2 separate regions of the Homo sapiens genome follow, and region 2 is linked to region 1. A link is a contact called in ENCODE POLR2A ChIA-PET data. All regions are on one chromosome and are shown on one strand. Each heading gives the region's core, a stretch centred on a gene start or an enhancer-like site at or near the end of the contact. The rest is flanking DNA. Distances are from core to core; before and after follow the strand shown. Region 1 holds the start of ABLIM3 (actin binding LIM protein family member 3). Region 2 overlaps SH3TC2 (SH3 domain and tetratricopeptide repeats 2).

Region 1 (5,751 bases), core at 1,999-4,498:
CAATTAACTGCATGACTTGAAGAAGCCACTGAGCATTAACTACAACGTTTCTGAACACAGCTTCAAATTTTCACCCATAAAATGAGTAAAAACACCCATCTCACAGGTTGGGTGGGACAGTCTGGTGAGCTCAATCAGGGGAGTGCTTAGCATGGTGGCTGGTGGAGAATAAGGACTAAATAAATAGAAGTGAAAGAAAAACTAAGCAAGAGTTTCTATTAGGGACAATATCAGGCATGAGGATCAAGTTAAGAATTTCACATCTCAAAGGGGAGCTTTTTTGCTTAGTCAGGTGACCCAAGGACCTCCTGCCAATGCCCTATCCATATCACCCTATGGCTCTGTTACTCCTTTTCTTGTGAGGTCTGATGTCTACTCTCTGCATTTGCAGACTCGTGGGTTTGGGAGGTACCTCCATGATGATGGAGTTAAGCCCTCAAAGCTCTGTGCTTGCTGTGTCCCCCAGGTGTCTGTTTAGAGAAGCACTTCCTCCTGGGGGGAACCCGGAGGGCTTCCAAGGCTGCTGAGCCATTCTCCTCTGTTCATTTTCCATTACTGCAAAATTCACACACTCTCCCTGCTTATAAAAAGTAGTGGCATTTTTGCCAGTCCTCATATTCTGCAGTATCCAACTCTATTGATTCTTTTTTCTTTTCTTTCTTTCTTTTTCTTAAAAGAAGGATAGTCTGTTTCCTTCTTTCAGGAATACTCAGTGTTACTAATAGGACAAGAGTTCCTTAGCATTCCAGAGAGAGAAAAGGGCAGAGTCAGTTGCCTGTTTCTTTTCTTAGTTCCTTGAAAAATAGATGAGCCATCTTTCTTTTCTGTCACTTAGTGGGAAAGGACTCTCATAAATACATTTTTTTTTCCTAGAGATAGTGAGAAGTGACAGGCAACTCACATCTTTATTTGCCTGAAAACATGCAAATGCAAACATGTGACCCACTAGCTGATAGAGGCTACAGGATTTTCCTCTTTTCCTGAGCCTGGTATGAAGCCAAAACACCATTCCAGCCTGTCAAAATCAAAAGGCAAAATTCTTTGGCTGTAAGAGGCAGAGGGAGTCCAGCCACACTCGCTAGCTTAGCATAGATATGCAATACACAAAGGAAGACAGCAGAGAGATGAATCATACAAATACGTAGTAAATAAATATATTTTATTTTCATCTCAGTAGCTTTTGCTTTTTTTTTTCTCTTCCATGCTAGGAGGTGGGGGTGGGGTGGGGTGTGTGAGGAAATAGTAGGTTTTGGCTGGATACAGCTTCAATAAGGTCTTGATAGTTCTGGCCTTGTTGCTCAGCTCTAGCTTTTTAAGAAAAAAAGTGTAGATTCTTAGATTAGAAGGCTTTCTTTTATTATTATTATTATTATTTTTTGAGACAGAGTCTCACTCTGTCGCCCAGGCTGGAGTGCAGTGGTGTGATCTCGGCTCACTGCAACCTCTGCCTCCCAGGTTCAAGCAATTCTCCTGCCTCAGCCTCTTGAGTAGCTGGGATTACAGGCCCACACCACCACACCTGGCTAATTTTTGTGTTTTTAGTAGAGACGGGGTTTCATCATGTTGGTCAGGCTGGTCTCGAACTCCTGACCTCGTGATCCACCTGCCTCTGCCTCCCAAAGTGCTGGGATTACAGGCATGGAACACGGTGCCTGGCCGATTAGAAGGCTTTCTAATTCAACCCCTCTCATCATACAGATGAGCAGTCTGAGATGCAGAGAGGGGACTGATAACAAAGTCATAGACCCAGGGAAGTGACTGTTCATAGGGGTTCTCTGGTTCAACAGCCCTATGCGATGCTGGAATAACCTAGACAGGCCAAGCTGACAAGAGGGCAGGAGAGTGAGTCTGGAACCAAGATATGCCCTCCCAGGTCACAGCGCTACATTGAAGAGAAACAGACTGTGCCTTCTTGAATTTCGGACTGCATTCTCAGTAGCTGAGGCCCTACCTGGCAGCAAAATATCTGGTCCTGGCTCTGCAAGCAGTTGTTGCCTCTGGCATGTTAGAGCCCTTGGCCAAAGGGCTGTTCCTGTCTTCTTGTTCTCAAGGATAGCTAACCAGCCTGCAGGTACATAGAGAAACCAGCCCTGGGCCCACCGGGCTGCAGGCACTCGGGAGCTGGATCTTTCACAATCTCCAGACCCAAAGGTGGCTTGGCGATTATTTGTTTATCAAACTGCGGCTTCCCAGCCCACTGCCTGCCCACACCCACCTACCCTCCCGCCTGCCCACAGGCCAGCCTCCCTGCTCTTCCCACCTCTGGGACAGGCAGGGCCCTCCATGGTTTTCCAGATGTGTGCAGGGAGTTCTCCTCAGAGCCCCCACAGTCAGACAATGGCCACACACTGCTTCCTAGGCCTTCCCAGGCAGTGCTAGAAGGAGACGAGCAGCCTTCCCAGGAGAGGCGGCCGGCGCCGCTGATAAAATATTGGCAAAATTATCACGAAAAGCCAGAGTCATGAAGCTATCCCTCTGCCAAGGAGCACGGAAAGCACCAAAAAAGAGCCTGGGGGTCATGTGTCCAGAGATGCCAGGCTTCCTTCCTCTTTCCAGGCAGCCCGAGCGCAGGCTCCCTCACCTCCCGCCCCCACCCCTGTTCCCATGGCAAAGGAGAGGAGGATCCACTTACTGCTAGTGTTCATGGTGATGTCTTTGCACTGGGTCTTTCATTCAATACGGAGGCCCCGGCTGCTTTTTAAATCTTCCGTTCTTCGAACCTCACTCATCACCTGGGGGGTGAAAAGGCAGTCCAGTGCCAGCTCTGTATCCTCAGGTGCTCTCTCTCCCTCTGCTGTCCCCTCTCTGTCTGGGCTGTAGCCCCTGGCCTTGAAGGCGCGTGGACTAATAGGCGCAGGTGAGAGCAAGGAGAAGGAGGCGGCAGGACACCGGCGCCCCGGTCCTCCTGCTCCTCAGATTGGAATCCCGGGCAGAAGTGGGGTTGGCAGCGCCTGCTCGCGCGCACCCCGGACTATTCCTGCCCAGCGGCTCCGGAGCCCAAAGGGGGTGTGGACCACAGGGAGGCAGGGCGGGGGCAGCGCGTCCCCGCCCGGCTTCAAGGAGCAGCGACCCGCCCCGGAACCCACCTCTCGGCCAGTGTCGGGAGCCAGAGGCCCCTGCCCCGGCCCCTGCGACTGATTTCATGAATCCTGGTCCTCGTCTGGGGTCTCGAATTCCAGGGCTAGCAATGCGAAATAGGGGAGCTCGACATCCATGATGCGGGCTCGCGGGTTGGCAGCGCAGGGGGCGCGGCCGCTCGCTGCTGCCACCTGCTGGACGCACCGGCGCGTGTCCGAGGCCCCGCCCCGCCGGGCTTCTGCCTGGGCCCTAGGGTGTGATGGGAGATGGACGAGGCCTTGTGAGATGGACGAGGCCTTGTGTCCTGGGACCAACGAGGGAGTGCTTGAGCGCTTGTTTTCCCTCCCTCGATCCTGGGGTTCTAAGGGCTCGACAATGATAGGAAAAGAAACATCATTAGGAGGGGCCGTGAAGGAAAACCTGGCTTTGCAGGAAGACAGTTTCCACCCGGCTCTGCTCTGGCAAGCTTGGCGCAGTCTAGGCTCAAGCCGGTCACTACCGTCTCTGCCTCATCTTTCTCAACTATGAATATGGCGTCTGGACAAGTGGATAACACGTAAGGGGCTCTTCCAGCCTCCCAGCGTTTATGTCCCCTCTTCCCTCACAGATTCCCTTTATCCTCTATCGCTGATTCATCATTAGAATTGTTTATTACCTCTTTTCCCCACGAGAATGTTAGCTCCGTGAAAGAATGGGTCTGTCCGTAGGGTTCACCTACAGGCCCCCAATACCTAGCACAGGGCCCGGCATATAGTGGCTACCAATAAATATTTGTTGACAGAGCAACCCAGACATTTTCTGGGTTTAATATTACACAGCCCTAAGAGTAGACTGCCTAGGCGCCCCACCCTGAAACACTTCCCCGTCTGAGGAGAACAGCAGGTATGTGGCCTCACAGGTCCACCCTAGTTTTCATATGGTCAACTAACTCTTCCCCCAAGTTGTTGTTGTTTTTTTTTTTTTTTTTGTAATTATGTCTTATACGTGTGTATTGTAGAAGTTTATATTCCAAAGTGTTTTAGTCACAATTGATTCAGTGGGGTAGGGCTCTTTACATTCCTGTGACTACTTACTCTGTCACTTTCTGAACCTAATTCATGATCATAGAAGCATGACTTTTGAGTGCTGAAAAACAAGACTGTGAGGGCACATGATCCTTGTCTATAGCATGACTTCAATTAGAGCATGTGCAGACTCAAAAGGCTGTGAACACTCACAGCCCCAGCTTAGACAAGGAAACAGGGTGTCAGAGAGGCTGGGCAACGTGCCCTAAGACACACAGCATCTTGTGGCAGAATCGGACCAGATCTTCTCACTTCTAGCTTGATCCTGTGTGAGAGTGGCTCAGTGCACTAAAGTCTGGGATATCAGTGTGAGATTAGATAGCTGCCCTATTAAAATTGGGGAAAGACAAATACGATGTTTTTATACAATGCTTTTAGATAAATACAACGTTTCTACCTTACACAGGGAGGAAAAAAAGGATATGGCTCATGACCCCGAGAGGTGATCAGGATTAAAGAATCTTTGGATAAACCTAAGGATCAATAGATTTGAAACACATTTGATAGATTGTTAAGAATTTTGTCCACATGTTCTCACTCATAAGTGGGAGTTGAACAATAAGAGCACATGGACACAGGGAGGGGAACATCACACACTGGGGCTTGTTGTGGGATAGGGGACTGGGGGAGGGATAGCATTAGGAGAAATACCTAATGTAAATGATGAGTTGATGGGTGCAGCAAACCAACATGGCACATGTATACCTAGGTAACAAACCTGCACGTTGTGCACATGTACCCTAGAACTTAAAGTATAATAATAATTTTTTAAAAAAGAATTTTGTCCAATGGGGTGGAGGTAAAAATAGCCCTAATGTCCTCACGGTCGTTCTTAAAATTTTGTGTCGATAACAAACGCCTGAGATACCTCCAAAAATGCAGATTCCCAGGCCCTGGACTCCCTTGCTCAGCATTTGAAACAAGCATCCCAGGTGATTCATAGACAGCTCTTTGAAAAGGGTAGAGGCCTAAAATAGCTTTGAAAACGTAAGTGATTAGTAAATATTTAAATTATTCCACTTTATGTGTCCTCTACATTTTCAGATGGGATTCCTTGTTCAGTTTCCAAGTTGCAGGTAACTTGCTAGATTCTAATGCTTGGAAAAACATTTTTCTGGGAGAAAGTTCAGATAAATTAGACATGTAAAATTAACTGTTCTATTCCATGAGCATATTTAGTTATCACCCAAGGCCTCAATGTTCAGAAAATTTCAAATTATAAGAAATAGTCAAATGAAAGCATGATATTCATTCATTAGTTCATTCACTCAGCAATTATTTATCGAGGGTATGCTTTGTGGTAGCCCCAGTGCTGGCTTCTGGGGATACCGTGGAGAACAGGACAGACAAGAGCTCTACCCAATAATGGATGATTGCAGAAAAAATAAAAAATAAAGAAATAAAAAGAACTCCAACCTCATAAGCATAAATCCAATCCTGGGACAGCGGGGAGACAATTAACTAAGCAAAATATAAATTAGCTAAACCCGATGGTGGCCTGGGGAAGAGCCCAGGTGCCGTTTCCAGCCTTCCTGACTTTTAATCTCAGCTTCATCACTTTCTAGCTGTCTCACTTTGGGGAAGATACTTAGCCTCTATAAGCCTCAAA
Region 2 (5,751 bases), core at 314-2,813, 140 kb after region 1:
GAATTCCTGGTTCCAGGCTTTGCATCTGGAGCCTTTACCGGTTGACTGTTGCCTTCCACACAAACAGCCTCTGAAAAGCACTTTCTCCATACATAATTCTGGAGAAGATGAGGGATCTTGCCCTCCAGGAGCCTTCCTTCCTCCCCCAATGAGGAAATCAGTCACTGCACTGGTGCAAAGGCAAGCAGATTGGAATTTGTGCTCTTCACCGATTTTCTCAGGGAAAGACCCCTTCCCCTTGCCAGCAGAGGAACCTGTAGTTTTTTCCATTTCTTTCTTCAGAACCAAAGTATGTATCACTCCTCATGCTCACAGGGATTGACAGGAGAGAATTCACCAGGATCTTAGCTCAAAAGACACAGCCTCAGAATGGCCAGATGGATTGCACGAAACCTGACTTGGATTCACCATCTTCCTCCTGCCATAAGGCTGTGCTCCCACATAACCTCCCAGAAGCTCCAGGGAAGCTTTCCAAGAGCAAAGGCTTGGAAATTGAATGTTAAGAAAATTATGACATAAATTACATGTAAATAGTGTATATGATTAAATATTGTCCAGTTACATTTACACACACATTTTGTCTCATCCACAATGGGGGCAGATGAGATGGAGGACTTGATGGATGGGAGAGAATACCAATACATGTCTTTTTTTTTTTTTTTTTTTTTTGAGACAGTTTCTCCTCTGTTGCCCAGGCTGGAGTTCAGTGGTACAGTCAGGGCTTCCTGCGACCTCAGACTCCGGGGCTCAAGTGATCCTCCAGTGTCAACCTCCTGAGTAGCTGGAACTACAGGCATGTGCCATACCCAACTACAAGGCATCTTATTGATTTCAGGGCAGCTGCTTTACAAAGCATCTCTATTAATAACATCACTGCATAGCACACTGAGTGGCCTAAAACACTTATAATCTCATGGTTTCTGAAGGGCAGGAATCCAAGCATGACTTAGCTGAGCCCACCAGCTTAGGGTGGTTCACAGGCTGCAATCAGCTGGGGCTGCAGTTATCTCAACTTCAACTAGAGAAGGATGGGCTTCCAAGCTCACCCACACAGCTGTTGTTAGGAGTCAGTTTTTTGCTAGCTGTTGGCCAGAGGCTTCCTGCAGCCACTTGCCACGTGGGCCTCTCCACAGGGCAGTCACAACATGGCACCATGCTTCACTAGAGGGAGCAAACAAGAGGAGCAAGAACCAGAGTGAGCAGGAGAAAAGGGAGTGACTCTTTCTATAACCTGATCACAGAAGTGACATCTCCTTAGTCTTGCCTATTCAATTCATAATAAATGAGTCACTAGGTCTAGCTCCCACAAGAGGGGAGTGTTTACCAACAGCTTGAATACCAGATGGTGAGGAATCATTGGGGATCATTTCAGAAGTGACCTACCACAGTATCTGAGTTCTTTGATAATGAAATTGGGAATTCTCTAATTTCAGCAAACTGAAAATATGGTCCACTAACCAGCAGCATCAGCATCACCTGTGAGATTGTTTGAAATGAAAATCTGTGGCCCCACCTATGATCTCTGAATCAGAATCTCTGGATCCCAGAACGCTGACTCGTCCAAGCTTTCCTGGTGATTTTAATGCACCCTAAAGTATGGGAAGCACCACTGCAGGGCAAGAGCCCTCAGATAGTGTGCATAACTATTACCTGGTGAGGTTGTGGAACATGAACTTCTTGGTTTCTATCTCTAATAATTCTGATTCAGTAGATCTGGGATGTATCCCAGGAACATGCATTTTTAGAAAGCAACTCAAGCAAGCCTGATGCAGGTGGTTCACCCTTGCTCCTTTTCTGTGAACCACAAGGATACCAGCCATAATTCCCTGCATCTGATGCCCATCAGCTTAGCTTTTATTATCAGACCATCTGCCCTTAATTTCTAGCTTCTTGGGCTGACCAGATGATTGGTTGTATGAAAGGGTGAGATGGGAGTGGTGAGTTGAGCCGCCATTGCATCTTCTAGTCATCAAGGTTGTCTACTAATTGGCACACATTTTCTCTTAGAGATGTGGTTGGTTGTCAAAAGGCTGTCTACTCTAGAGAGTATTCTCCAGGAAGGAGAAGCTTCCAGTTGTCTAATTAGTAAAGTTATCTAATCTACTACCATGGAGAATAGATGTGGTTTTGCCCCCACCACAAGCTGTAAAAGCCCCAAGCTGGGAGGGACGTTGCGGTTGAGGCTATTCAGTCTAATCTCCCGTGCATAGTCCTTTCAACAACATTCCTGGGAGACAGTCAGGGGCACACACATTCCAGAACAGTTACATATCGTGTATTTGAAGAAGGCTCACACAGCCCTGGAAACCATGCCACTGGCCATTCCCCATCTGACTCAGGTTACAGATCCCCTCCCTTTTCCCACTGACCACTCACTCTCCTCTGGCCAGATTTGTTTCTGTTTCTCTGAAAGAGCAGTTCCCACAACTGCATGAGGCTTTTGATATTGGCCGGTGGGTGAAGAGTACAGAGGGATGTTACTATACTTAATTTGATTCTTCCTCTCCCCAGCAGCCACATCTGTCCTTGGCTTCCATTGAGCTTTATAATCAGTTGAAACTTCTGTGTCTTCTGACTTGAACTTCTGTTTGGACAGATCTTTCTCAATTGCTGCAAATATGCACATGCATTTGCATATGCATACACATACACACACATACGTGAAGAGCGTTGTTTCTATCCATGTTACATCTCCTTGGAAATTTTAGCTAAAATTTCCCAATTCTGTGCACTTTGATTTACCTATAAATCTGATGAATTTACCCATAACCAGGTCAGTTATAAAAATGTTTAGCATGTTTCCAAAGACAAGGGTAAGACTATTTTTTTAAAATAAGAAAAACATTGTGCTATATAATTGCAATTACTACATTCTATATGTAAACCGCTTGCTAAAACTCTTTTAAAAAGTGTTTAAAATTTTCATTTTTGAAATGTGGGCCAGCTATTCCCTTTGGAAACATGTTGATGCTGTCTTTTTTTCATGATCCACAGAGAGTAAAGTGGTGATTGGATTTGGTCTCTACTTAAACATTTAAAAAAATAAGTGTATCATAGCCAAACATGATCTAGTTACCCTCTTTATTCTAATTGTTCCCTCAAATCTTATATGGGCTGTGTGACTGCTGGCTCCTTACATCTAATCTAAATAAAGAACAAGAAGGGCATTGCAACATTGTGGAAAACCCTGTAACATGTTTTCTCAGCTTTCAGGTATACTAGTTCCCTGTCCAACAGTATTAACATTCTGAAATCCAATATTGCTTTTGTCCTTTTCTTATTTGCTTTTCCATTATTTTAAGATGCCTTTATATTGTGCATGTGTATATATATGTATGTGTGTGTGTGTGTGTTCATTTTCTTCCTCTTTGTAAATATAATGCACCTCATTTGGCAGAAGTTTATTTGGGGAAGGGAATATGCAGGAATGGAGGGTGTTAGGATGAGGGATCAGGAAGCCTATCACTAAAGGGAACCTGTATTTTGGTCTTGATTTTGATATTAAATTGCAGTGCGACCTTGGGCAAGTCACTTAACCTCTACACATCTCAGATATTTGTCCTCTGATAAAAGAACCTCACCTCTGGGTTTTTCAGCAGTGCTATTTTTATACTGTATGAATAGGATGAGAAATAGTATTGGAGAGATGAAATAATATATTTTTATAGCTCAATTATATTATCTTCTTTTTACAGGTGAGTAAACTGAGGAACAGAAGGGTAACTTTCTCCCAGACACATTGGTAGTTAGTGGCAAAGACAGTGGTACTTGAGGCGGGGGTCTCATGACTCAAGGACTTAGTTGCACAAATGACAGGATTTCTGCTGTTCAGGGCTTCCTTCACAGTTGTGTGTGTATATGTACACGTGTGTGTATGTATGCATGCATTTATCACGATATGCACCAAAGAGCCTTTACAAAACATTTTCTAAATTGATTTACTTCTTTTACTCATATTAACTTATTTTTATAAGGGATGACTAGTCTATATAGAAGAAAAACTTGTATTGTTTTCCATAAACAGAATTATGTAAATAATGGCAAATACAATGAAAATAAAATAATGCATTAACTTCAAGCTAGGTCCTGTTGCTCATTGCAAGCACCCAGCCTAGGCCTTATCTGGCATTGTTTGAAAACAGAGAGATTAATAAGTGGCAGAGAGTGTAGATGACAGACTAGCAACAACCACTTTTTCCTTGCACACTCAGAGAAATGGAGTAAGCAGGGAAGAGGACTGAGCTCCTTCTGAGGAGGGTCAGTGTCATTCAATGCCAGGTTTGGGCACACATTTCAGGGAAGTGGGGATTCAGCTGGGTGACAGGAAAGGGGCAAATGATATATTATGTAATATGATTCAGTATCAGAAGCATTGTGATTGGTGTTAGTTACAGGATGTTACAGGCACTGCGGGGAAGGGATTTTACCCAGACAGGGTTACGGGCATCAGGAAGGGCTTTCTGGAGGACGTGATATCCAAACTGAGTTCTGAAAGGGACACTTACTTAATTCTAACTGCAGACCAGCAGGTTGGTATTGACAGACAGTGCATGTGTCAAGCAAAGGTCCAGAGGGTGGACAGGGGGTGATGTTTTCTGAGAACAGGTCACTCTGAGTGCAGTGAGGCTGGAGCAGATTCAGGGAAGCAAAGAGGGTTTGGATTCTACCTGGAGGTTGAGGGGAAGGTATAGAAGGATTATAAGCAGTTGAAAGAAACATGGTCAGATTTGTGCTTTGGAAAGATGATTCTAGAAGCAGCATGAGACTAGATTAGGGCAGCAGTGGAGAAGGTAGAAAACACATTAGGACTTGGCGATTGCAACACAACACTCCAGCCTTGATTCAGATATCAACAGTTTTCCCCACTAATGTTCTTCTGATCCCACATTGGATTTAGTTGCCATATTTCCCTATGCATCTCTGGTCTATGACGGTTTCTGCCTTTCCTTGTTTTTCATGACCTTGTCAGTTTTGGTCTCTTTTCCTCTTTTAATTGCTCCCATTGAGATGTGTGGACAAGCGGCAAAGAAGGAAGAAATTCAAGGGAATGGGCTCTGCACTCACTCAGGTGGCAGCTCAGGTGGGGGCAATGTAATGTGTTTTGGAGTTGGGCATACTTAGGTTAGAATCTGTTTCTTACTAGCTGTGTGACCTTCTGCAAATTAATTAACTTCCCTGAGCCCAGGGCTGTCAGAATTATATCAGACTTACTTATGTCATAGACAAGGAAATGGCTAAAAAGGAAATCCATCTTTGGAGGCATGTAAGCCTTGACATTGAGAAGTGCAGCCAAACCTGGAGGTGTGGCCAGGCACCCTGGTCCTGCATTCAGGGACACTTGGGTCTGAAGCTCTTTCTCCTTTTCATCACTGAGTGACCTGAGCAACTTACTTTACCTCTTTAAGCTTCAATTATTCCTCTGCTCAGACTTTTAATTGAGACGAGATGTATGGATGGCTTGGTATGAATGTCAATTGGTGGTAGCTGTCACAATGAAGCAGAACTGAGTAGATTCTTAATAAGCACATCTATTCCTGGGTCCCACACCGTTAAGCGGGAGGGTGTGTATGTTAGGGGTGCTCTTTGCTACTGGGCCTCTCACTTGGCGGTCTTCCCTCTTCGGTGGGACAGCATATATTTCCTGATATGTACCCCCTCACTCTCCCAACTCTGTCTGATTATTCCAGAACTCAGGGGACTTGAGGATGGAGGCTGCTGGAAGTGCTGGCTCTGGGAATGTGCACTTCGTTC

What was found. ChIA-PET counts read pairs that join two places held with the same protein, here RNA polymerase II (POLR2A).
Region 2: POLR2A ChIA-PET joins it to region 1 with 10 read pairs in PC-9. The contact joins the enhancer-like site here to the promoter of ABLIM3 in region 1. POLR2A ChIA-PET finds 5 or more read pairs at or near these places in 4 of 52 experiments (PC-3, PC-9, activated CD4-positive, alpha-beta T cell and 1 more).

What each region holds. Positions count from the first base shown.
Region 1 is chr5:149,138,990-149,144,740 of GRCh38, reverse strand. ABLIM3 (actin binding LIM protein family member 3) reads right to left here and starts at 3,248. Exons shown (of 24, transcript NM_014945.5): 1 at 3,087-3,248; 2 at 2,633-2,732. The coding sequence starts at 2,645. It overlaps LOC124901102 (a long non-coding RNA gene), which reads right to left and starts at 2,625. Exons shown (of 2, transcript XR_007058988.1): 1 at 1,952-2,625; 2 at 1,143-1,308. RefSeq lists enhancers at 1,826-2,325, 2,326-2,827 and a silencer at 3,133-3,382.
Region 2 is chr5:148,998,768-149,004,518 of GRCh38, reverse strand. It overlaps SH3TC2 (SH3 domain and tetratricopeptide repeats 2), which reads left to right. Exons shown (of 17, transcript NM_024577.4): 17 at 1-5,751. Among named protein-coding and RNA genes, the nearest start is that of MIR584, 61 kb to the left of the region's middle. Within about 2 kb of position 1,563, at least 6 of the 41 ENCODE cell types and tissues checked have a DNase peak (open chromatin) inside an H3K27ac peak, as active enhancers do; they include PC-3 and PC-9, where a contact is called at or near this core.